Linked DNA regions of Homo sapiens: region 1 is linked to region 2. The links are chromatin loops, found by intact Hi-C in ENCODE. Cell type or tissue: HepG2. All regions are shown on one strand.

Evidence for each region. A loop is a pair of places that touch in the nucleus more often than their neighbours do. Peaks named below come from ENCODE experiments on the same cell type or tissue, not always from the same donor. Only the 100,000 strongest peaks of a DNase experiment are listed, where the experiment ranks them.
Region 1: it touches region 2 in a loop (8-fold over the local background); 3 of 110 quality-filtered maps call a loop at or near these places.

Annotation. Positions count from the first base shown.
Region 1 is chr6:97,286,563-97,290,562 of GRCh38, reverse strand. No RefSeq gene overlaps it. Among named protein-coding and RNA genes, the nearest start is that of MMS22L, 5.3 kb to the right of the region's middle. In HepG2, no CTCF peak of the experiment used is centred here; a DNase peak (open chromatin) is centred at 2,182.
Region 2 is chr6:97,057,809-97,061,808 of GRCh38, reverse strand. The region is part of intron 4 of KLHL32 (kelch like family member 32); the gene reads right to left. Among named protein-coding and RNA genes, the nearest start is that of KLHL32, 140 kb to the right of the region's middle. In HepG2, a CTCF peak has its summit at 2,147 (motif pointing right); no DNase peak of the experiment used is centred here.

The DNA of each region.
Region 1 (4,000 bases), 230 kb before region 2:
TAATTTTTGTATTTTTAATAGAGACAGGGTTTCACTATGTTGGCCAGGCTAGTCTCAAACTCCTGACCTCAGATGATCCACCTGCCTCCGCCATTCAAAATGCTGGGATCACAGGCAAGAACCACCATGCCTGGTTGCTTTATTTTTTTTCAATTTTTTAAATTTTTTCAGAAACAGAGTCTTGCTCTTTCACTCAAGTTGAAGTGCAGTGGTGCAATCATAGCTCACTGAAGCCTCCAACTCCTGGGCTTAAGCAATCATCTTGTTTCTGCCTCTCAAAGTGCTAGGACTATAGGCATGTGCCACCATGCCTAGCTAATTTTTTAAATGTTTTGTAGAGACAGGGTCTTGCTTTGTTCCCCAAGCTGATATTGAACTCTTGGCTTGAAGCAAGCTTTATTGTTTTTTTAAAAGTATGCTATTAGTTATATTAATTATCTATTACTATGTAATAGGTTACGCCAAGACTTAGTGGCTTGAAACAACAAATTATCTCATAGTTTCTCAAGATAACAAAATTTTATTATCTCATCTAGAAATCCGGAGGTGGGCTAACTGAATCCTTTGCTTCAAGGACTTTCACAGGTGCAGTCAAGTTGTCAGTCACCATGGGTGACTGGCAGCAATGTTGCTAAAATAGTTTAGCCAACCGTGAAGTTGGGGGCAGACAGTCCACACTACCACTGCCCTCAATTTTCACTCCAATTATAGGTCCAAGGGGTTCTCAAAACCACCCTAATCTTTGATAATTTGCTAGAGAAATTCACAGAACTTATTGAAAACTATTATATTCACAGTTATGGTTACAAGGAAAGGATACAGATTCAAATCAGCCAAGAGAAGAAACCCATATGAGAAAGTATCAAACTTCTGTTTGGTGAAACTTCTGTTTTCTTTTCCCAGTGGAGTCACGATGTGTTACTTTCCCAGCATCAACGTGTGAAAATATGCACAGAATACGGCCAACTAGGGAAGCTCACCTGAGCCTCAGTGTTCAGAGTTTTTAGTGGGTCCTCATTATGCAGGCATGTTAGAGTGATTACCCACATGGTTGATCTCAGTCTCCAGACTGATATCACGTGACTCAAAGACCCATCCTAAATTACATTTTTGATCTTTCAGCCATGGCCAACTGCCAGCCCAAATCACACTGTTAGATTATCCTGTATGATCCTAGGCCCCAGGCAAAAAAGACACTCTTATCAGACACAACATTCCAGAGGCTTAGAAATTACCTCTCATAAGCCAAGGGCAAAGGCCCAGACTCCTTTTTGGACAAGATTAAATTATTTACTATATATCTCCATGAGCTATCTATTGTATTAGATACAATAGATACAGGCCTAGTCATCTCAAATCTCAACTGCAGAAGAATCTGCTTTCCAAACTCGCTCAGATGATTGTTGGCAGAATTCAGTTCCTTGTGGACTGATGGACTGAGGACCATGGTTCTTCACTACCTATTGTCCAGAGTCTGCTCTCAGTTTTTGCCATGTGGGCCTTTCTAACATGGAAGTTTACTGCATCGAAGTGAACTAATCAAGAAGCTGACAGGGGAAGAATGTTAGTGAGAGAGAGAGTTCTAGCAAGATGTAATCACAGTCTTTTGTAAACTAATTGTGGAAGTGATATCTCATCACTTTTTGCCTTATTCTGGTCAATAGAAGCAAGTCTTTAGGTTCGGCCCACACAAGGGGAGAAGACTGCACAAGGACATGAATACTGGCAGATATTACTGAGAGCAATCTTAGAAGATGTCTATCACAGTAGGCTTTGGGAAAGAAGACAGGAGAGAGGGAGTGGTTGAAGGTTGAAGAAATAGTGGTAATTGAAGGATCAAGCTCCTGGAGGTAAAAGAAAATGGATTAAGAGCACAAGCAGGAGGGAAAGATGATAAAGCTATAGAAAAATGAATGAGGATCAATAATGGAGTTTTTCTTGTATGTAGATTTTTTCAAAGTTCTATGTGGTGTATTCCCTTGTTAATGACTAAGTGCCTTGAACAGTTGTATGAAAAGTCCTTTTCCTTTTATAGGAAAGTTGTTCCTTCTTAACCAACTACATTTCTCTGTTGCTACTGAAGTAGTTGTTTAAATCATAATATGTGTGCCAGGGAGTAGCACTTGAGAGGTTAAGAGTTCATTATCTGTTGCACAAAATTAGTGCATTAAAATACTGTGGGTCAACAGAAAGTCAGCTTACAGTAGGTTGTATAAACATTTACAATAGATAGCTCATGGAGATAACCTAGTATTTTCAATAGCACAGCACAGAACTAAAAGCCATAACTAAGTTGAGCTATCTCAGTGTATCCTCAACAGTGTCCAACTGTAATAATAAGATCATTAGAACTGGAGTTAATATTGGTCAGATATTGCTACAATGTTGAATCCAATTCTAGACTTAACAGCAGTTACTATAAAGTGGTAAGGTGATCCTCATTTACATTTAAGGGATAAGAAGGAACAGTCTTAAACTTTAAATAAGATTTCAATTAAAATCATAAACTTTCTGAAACTGAGACCTTTCAATCAGTGGAATATATCATATTAAGTTGAATTTGTGAAAAGTTTCCCTCCTACAAAACATGACATTCATATTAAATTGTTTGACTTTGAGTCTGATACCTGAAAACACAAGAATACATTATTAAATAGATGGTTTGTGGGTATATTTTTTAAAAAGCAGCAAGTTAGAATGGGTTCATTTATTATACAACATTCAAATTCTATCATATGTCCTCCCTGTTTTTTGTTGTTGTTGTTGTTGGTTTTCTATTTATTTATTTATTTTTGAGATGGAGTCTCGCTCTGTCACCCAGTCTGGAGTGCAGTGGCACGATAATGGCTCACTGCAACCTCTGCCTCCCGGGTTCAAGCAATTCTTCTGCCTCAGCCTCCCGAGTAGCTGGGACTACAGGTGTGTGCCTCCACAACTGGCTAATTTTTGTATTTTTAGAAGAGACAGGGTTTCACCATGTTGGCCAGACTGGTCTTGAACTCCTGACCTCAAGTGATTCACCTGCCTTGGCCTCCCAAAGTGCTGGAATTACAGGAATGAGCCACCGTACCTGGCCTGTCCTGCCCTCTTTTACCAAGTAGCTGAATGGTGCTGGAGAAAATGACAAAACCATGATGACTGAACTCTAATTTTTTGTCACAAATCTCAAATGATAACTCAACACTTCCAGACATTCTTATTATCTTTGCCTAGTAAATATACTTTTCTACTCACCAATATGACAATATTGCACCTCTTCTCTAATTTCTAACAACTACTCTTCCTTCTCACTTCCAGTTGATGTGTCATAGAGAAATAGGTGAAATAAAACAAAAACAACTCAACATTCCAACACGTAGTTCACCACCTCCAGCCATCTTATTCTGTATTTTTAAGATTTACTTTTTTTTTTTACTCTTCCTATTAGGATAAAAATTTTTTCTTGAGCCTATCAGAGGTTGATATGTCATTTGTGTAATGAATACTATCCCCTCTCATCTTTTCAATGCCTTTATTCTTGCAATTATTCCCCTTCTGTTCAGCATCTTTTTTCTTTCCATTTAATAACTGCCATAGCCTCGCAAACATGTTCTAACATCTTTTATCTTGAAAATACCATTTCTTGATCCCTATATGTCCCTCTGTCCTATTTTTATGCTTTATTTTCAATTAAATTCCTGGGTAAAGTTTTGATATTTGCTGATTCACCTCCCATTTTCTATATGACCCACTCCTATCAGATGTTTTTCCCCAACTACTCAACTTAAACAGCTTTTATCAACATTAGTAATGACCTATTTCTTGCCAATACCAATGATTAATCTGTTTTCCTTTATTAGCTTACCCATTCTTTCATAAAATACTTCTCTTGGATTTCATGACAGACATCATACCATACCACACACACTTGATTTTTCTTCTGTGGACTAGCCTTATTTCTTGCTTTTCTTTGCTGGCATTTTCTTGATTACTAGCAAGCTGAATATCTAAAAGTTTTTAA
Region 2 (4,000 bases):
CCTCATGATTTACAGTGTGGTGAATTTATCTGTCACCTGCCTCGAAGGACTGGCCAAAAGAACAACCTCTGCAGAAAAAAAGGGATCTCAAACACACAGGTTTATGGAGAACAACTAAGACAGCTGCATTTAACTTCTGCCAAGCATTATATTTAGGTATTTCAGAAACATACCCATCAACATGTAGTCTGACACTCAAACCAGGACAGATAGGAAGAAGGGTGACTCAAGGACCACCTGCAGGAAGGAAGAGATGTTCCCCAAGATCTGAAAGCACACAGGGTGGGAATAGGAGCTAATGTGAGTGGCCTGACACATCCAGTCACTCATCAGTCTGGAGGAGCATATCACAGCTAGAGGCATAAACAGTGGACAAGACAAAATGTCTTAATAACAAGAGATCAAGAAAATGCTAGATACATAAAGCCAAGTGGTCCAGAATCCAGGGGCGGGATGGGGCGGGCTGGGGGAAGTGGGGGGAAAGGAAACCCTAAAAGAAGCCAAACTAGGTTGGGCATTGCCTCTACCCCCAGTGACGCTCACCTGCTTGGGTGGAGCTCACCTGTAGAGCTGGGGCTTCTCCAGATTTGCAAACAGGTTTTGATGCAACCAGGAGCAAACTTAGGTGGGGGCATGAATGTTTCTTGTTCACAGAACCACCTGTATAGAGGATTCTTTCCCCGCCTGACCTCCAGGTGGTGGAACACAAGGGGCTGTTCTCGAATGAGGGATGTTGGACAGTGCTAGCAGAGAGGTCACCTCTAGTCTCACCTCACCAAGTAATGAGATGATCACATCTCATTACTTGGGTCTGGCCCAGGAACATCTCCTGCAATTTGTAGCAGGCAAGGTCATATGAATAAGGAGAGGGCCACGACTGATTCCCATTCCAAATGCTGAAACTCTACACTCATTTTGGTGGGGATAAGAACCGACCAGTGGCTGTATTTAGGGTGACACAGAATGGTGTGACAAAGTAATAGTGTAAAACCCACAAGTGCAGGAGAAGGGGATGGGTACCTGGTAGGAGAAATTATGTCAGAATTCAGTCATGAGGTGGCCCAATCACCCTCCTGGTAGGAGGCACTCTTGAATACTGTGTGCCAACATGTCCTCTGGTCACCAATCCAAGCAGGGTTGGTAGCAGACAGGAGAATTTGCATGATCTCCAATGAAGACCCTCTAAACTGCAATAAGACTGGGACTCCTGGTCTCCAGGCAGAATATGGGGCCAGAATCCGGTGAAAGAGGAGGAGAATGGGACCTGAGGTGAGATTCTGTATAGAGCATGATGACGTGGGCCACCTCAGTCAGTGCCCACACCTCACATGGGGGCTCTGGGAGGGTGGAGCTGGGACTGAGCGGTGGGAGTAGGGACACCCCACAGTCCCCAGGGCATCCCTGCCCCTCCTTCTTCAGCTCATCCTCCTGGATCATCAGATGTCCACTCTCTCAATTCTGTCTTCTTTTTCTCTTTATTTTCCCTCTCCCTTATACCTAGCCTCTTGGATTGGTGGCTGGTAGGGACTGTCTTTAACAGCCATGGTAAGTCTCAGTGTGACCTTTTTTTTTCTCCTGCCTGTGATCAAGTGAGTTGGCATCTTCAGAAAATTTTGTATCTTCAGATCTTCAAAGCTATCTTCTTCATTTCTTGCATAAGGAGATTTTTTAATTACCTGCTTCTTGGTCTATGTGTACAGTGGACTGAAGGATTTGAGCATGTTAAAATCAGACAACTAAGGTCTTTAGTAAACACACATACCATGTGTGCACATGAACAACACGCTTTTGCAAGCAAAACAAGCGCTTGTACAACTGCAAATTAGAGTGGTCTAATACCATTTATGAGAATAAATGATTACATTTCCTCCCTTCTTTATAGTTTGTTTCTTTGGTATTTTTTTTTTCCTGTATAGTATTACAGAATGGCAAATTATCAGAATCTTGAATTTATAATCATCAAATGAACTGGATACAACAGCATAAATAGCTGTTAAATGATCATATATTCAACACACATAAAATGTTTTGCATAAAGTTATTTATGACAGAATTCTCACAGATGGAACATGAAACACAAGATCTATCTAGCTATGAGAAATTTCTACCAATCTAGTTTTAGTTTCAAAACCACTGCACTAAGGACTTTTTATCCACAAGGTGGCAGCCATTTAAAGGAAAAGAATTTTCTAAATTGACTCATGCACTGCACATCTATATCTGACATCTGAAGTTTATTTTTAAGAAAGAAAAACATAGTTCAGGTAAGGATAATAAAACACATGAATTCCAGTTTCTAAATGTTGTGATCATATTGGGAAATGTTCATAAATATGCCTGTTGAAGTGCTCCATCTGAGCAATACTGGCTAGAATTCAGTAGTTCTCTATGAATCAGAGAATTCAAACTTTTGAGGCTTGTATTTGGAAAACCTCACCATGTAGCCCCAACCTGCTGTTAAAAACTTTTCTCCAGTTTTATGACCTTCTGGTCCCTTTGCTAAAGCCAGTAATCTACTAGTCTCCACACTCAGGCAATACCTTGTTCTCCATCTTCAATGTCCTCCTCATTCCTTTAATTTCCATATGTCAAAATCCTACTCATTTCAAGATCCAACTCTAAATCCACTCCTTATACAAAGCTTGGCAAGATCTCTCCCCACCCCTACCTCATCCTGGGTCTCCACAGACATCTGGTGAACTAATAAGCCCATGTGTTCTAGGTCACGCTGTCTGCTTTCAAATCCTGGCTCCTACACTTGCTGACAGAATCAACTTGGGAGAACAGCTCAACTCCAGGTGCCTCAGTGTTCTTATTTGTACAGTGAAAATAATGATGTCTACCTCAAAAACTGTTTTAAGGACCAAAAGAATGCTTGTGTATCATTACAATTGTGTGTGTCTATATGTAACAAAGCAGCTTAAACAAATATAAGGGTTACTTTTCCAATAACATTTGGATTAGGCCACTTAGAGTGGCAACCAGCCTCCTTGTATTTTCCTGCTTGGCAAATCTCAGGCTGTGGTTTCATGGTCTCAAATTGGCTGCCATACCACCAGGCATTATGTCTACATTCAAAGCAGAAAGAAAGGAGAGGTCAAAGAACAAAAAACATTTGCCAGCTGAGTCTGGCATTGTTTATCAGAAAAACAATAGATTTCTTACAAACACTGTTACAGAGACTTCCATTTACATCTCATTGGCTGGGTGGCTACACATAGCTGTAAAAGAGCCTGGGAAATTAAATTTTTATGGCTAGATGCACCATAGTCCCAAATCAAATTAGAGTTCTATATAAAGAAAAAAGAGGAAATGAATATTGGTAGGCAATCAGGGCATTAGCCATGGGACTTAGCACATATATATATGAGGAAAACTACAAAACTCTGATGAGAGAAATCAAAGAAAAACTAAATAAATGGAAAGATGGCCCATGTCTGTGGATAAAAAGGACTCCATATTGTCAAGATGTCAGTTCTTCCCAACTCAATTTATAGATTCAATGTAATCTTATTCAAAATCCCACAGTTATTTTTTGTGTATTAACAAACAGATTCTAAAGCTTATATGAAGAAGCAAAAGACCCAAAATAGCCAACACGATGTTGAAGGAGAACAAAGTTGGAGGACTGACAATACCCGCTTCAAGACTAAAAAAAACTACAGTTATCAAGACAGTGTGACATTGGCAAAAGAAGAGAGAAACAGATCAATGGAACAGAACAGAGAGCTCAGAAACAGACTCACATAAATATGGTCAATGAAAGAGCATAGATAATATTATAGATAATATAATAATAATGGATAAAAGATAGTCTTTTCAAGAATGGGGCTAGATTAATTGGACACTCACATACAAAAATTGAACCTGGACACAGCTCTCAAATCCTTCACAAAAATAAACTCAAAACGGATTACAGATGTAGATGTAAAATGCAAAACTAGAAAACTCTTACAAGGTAACATAGGAGAAGATCTAGATAACTTTGGGTATGACAATG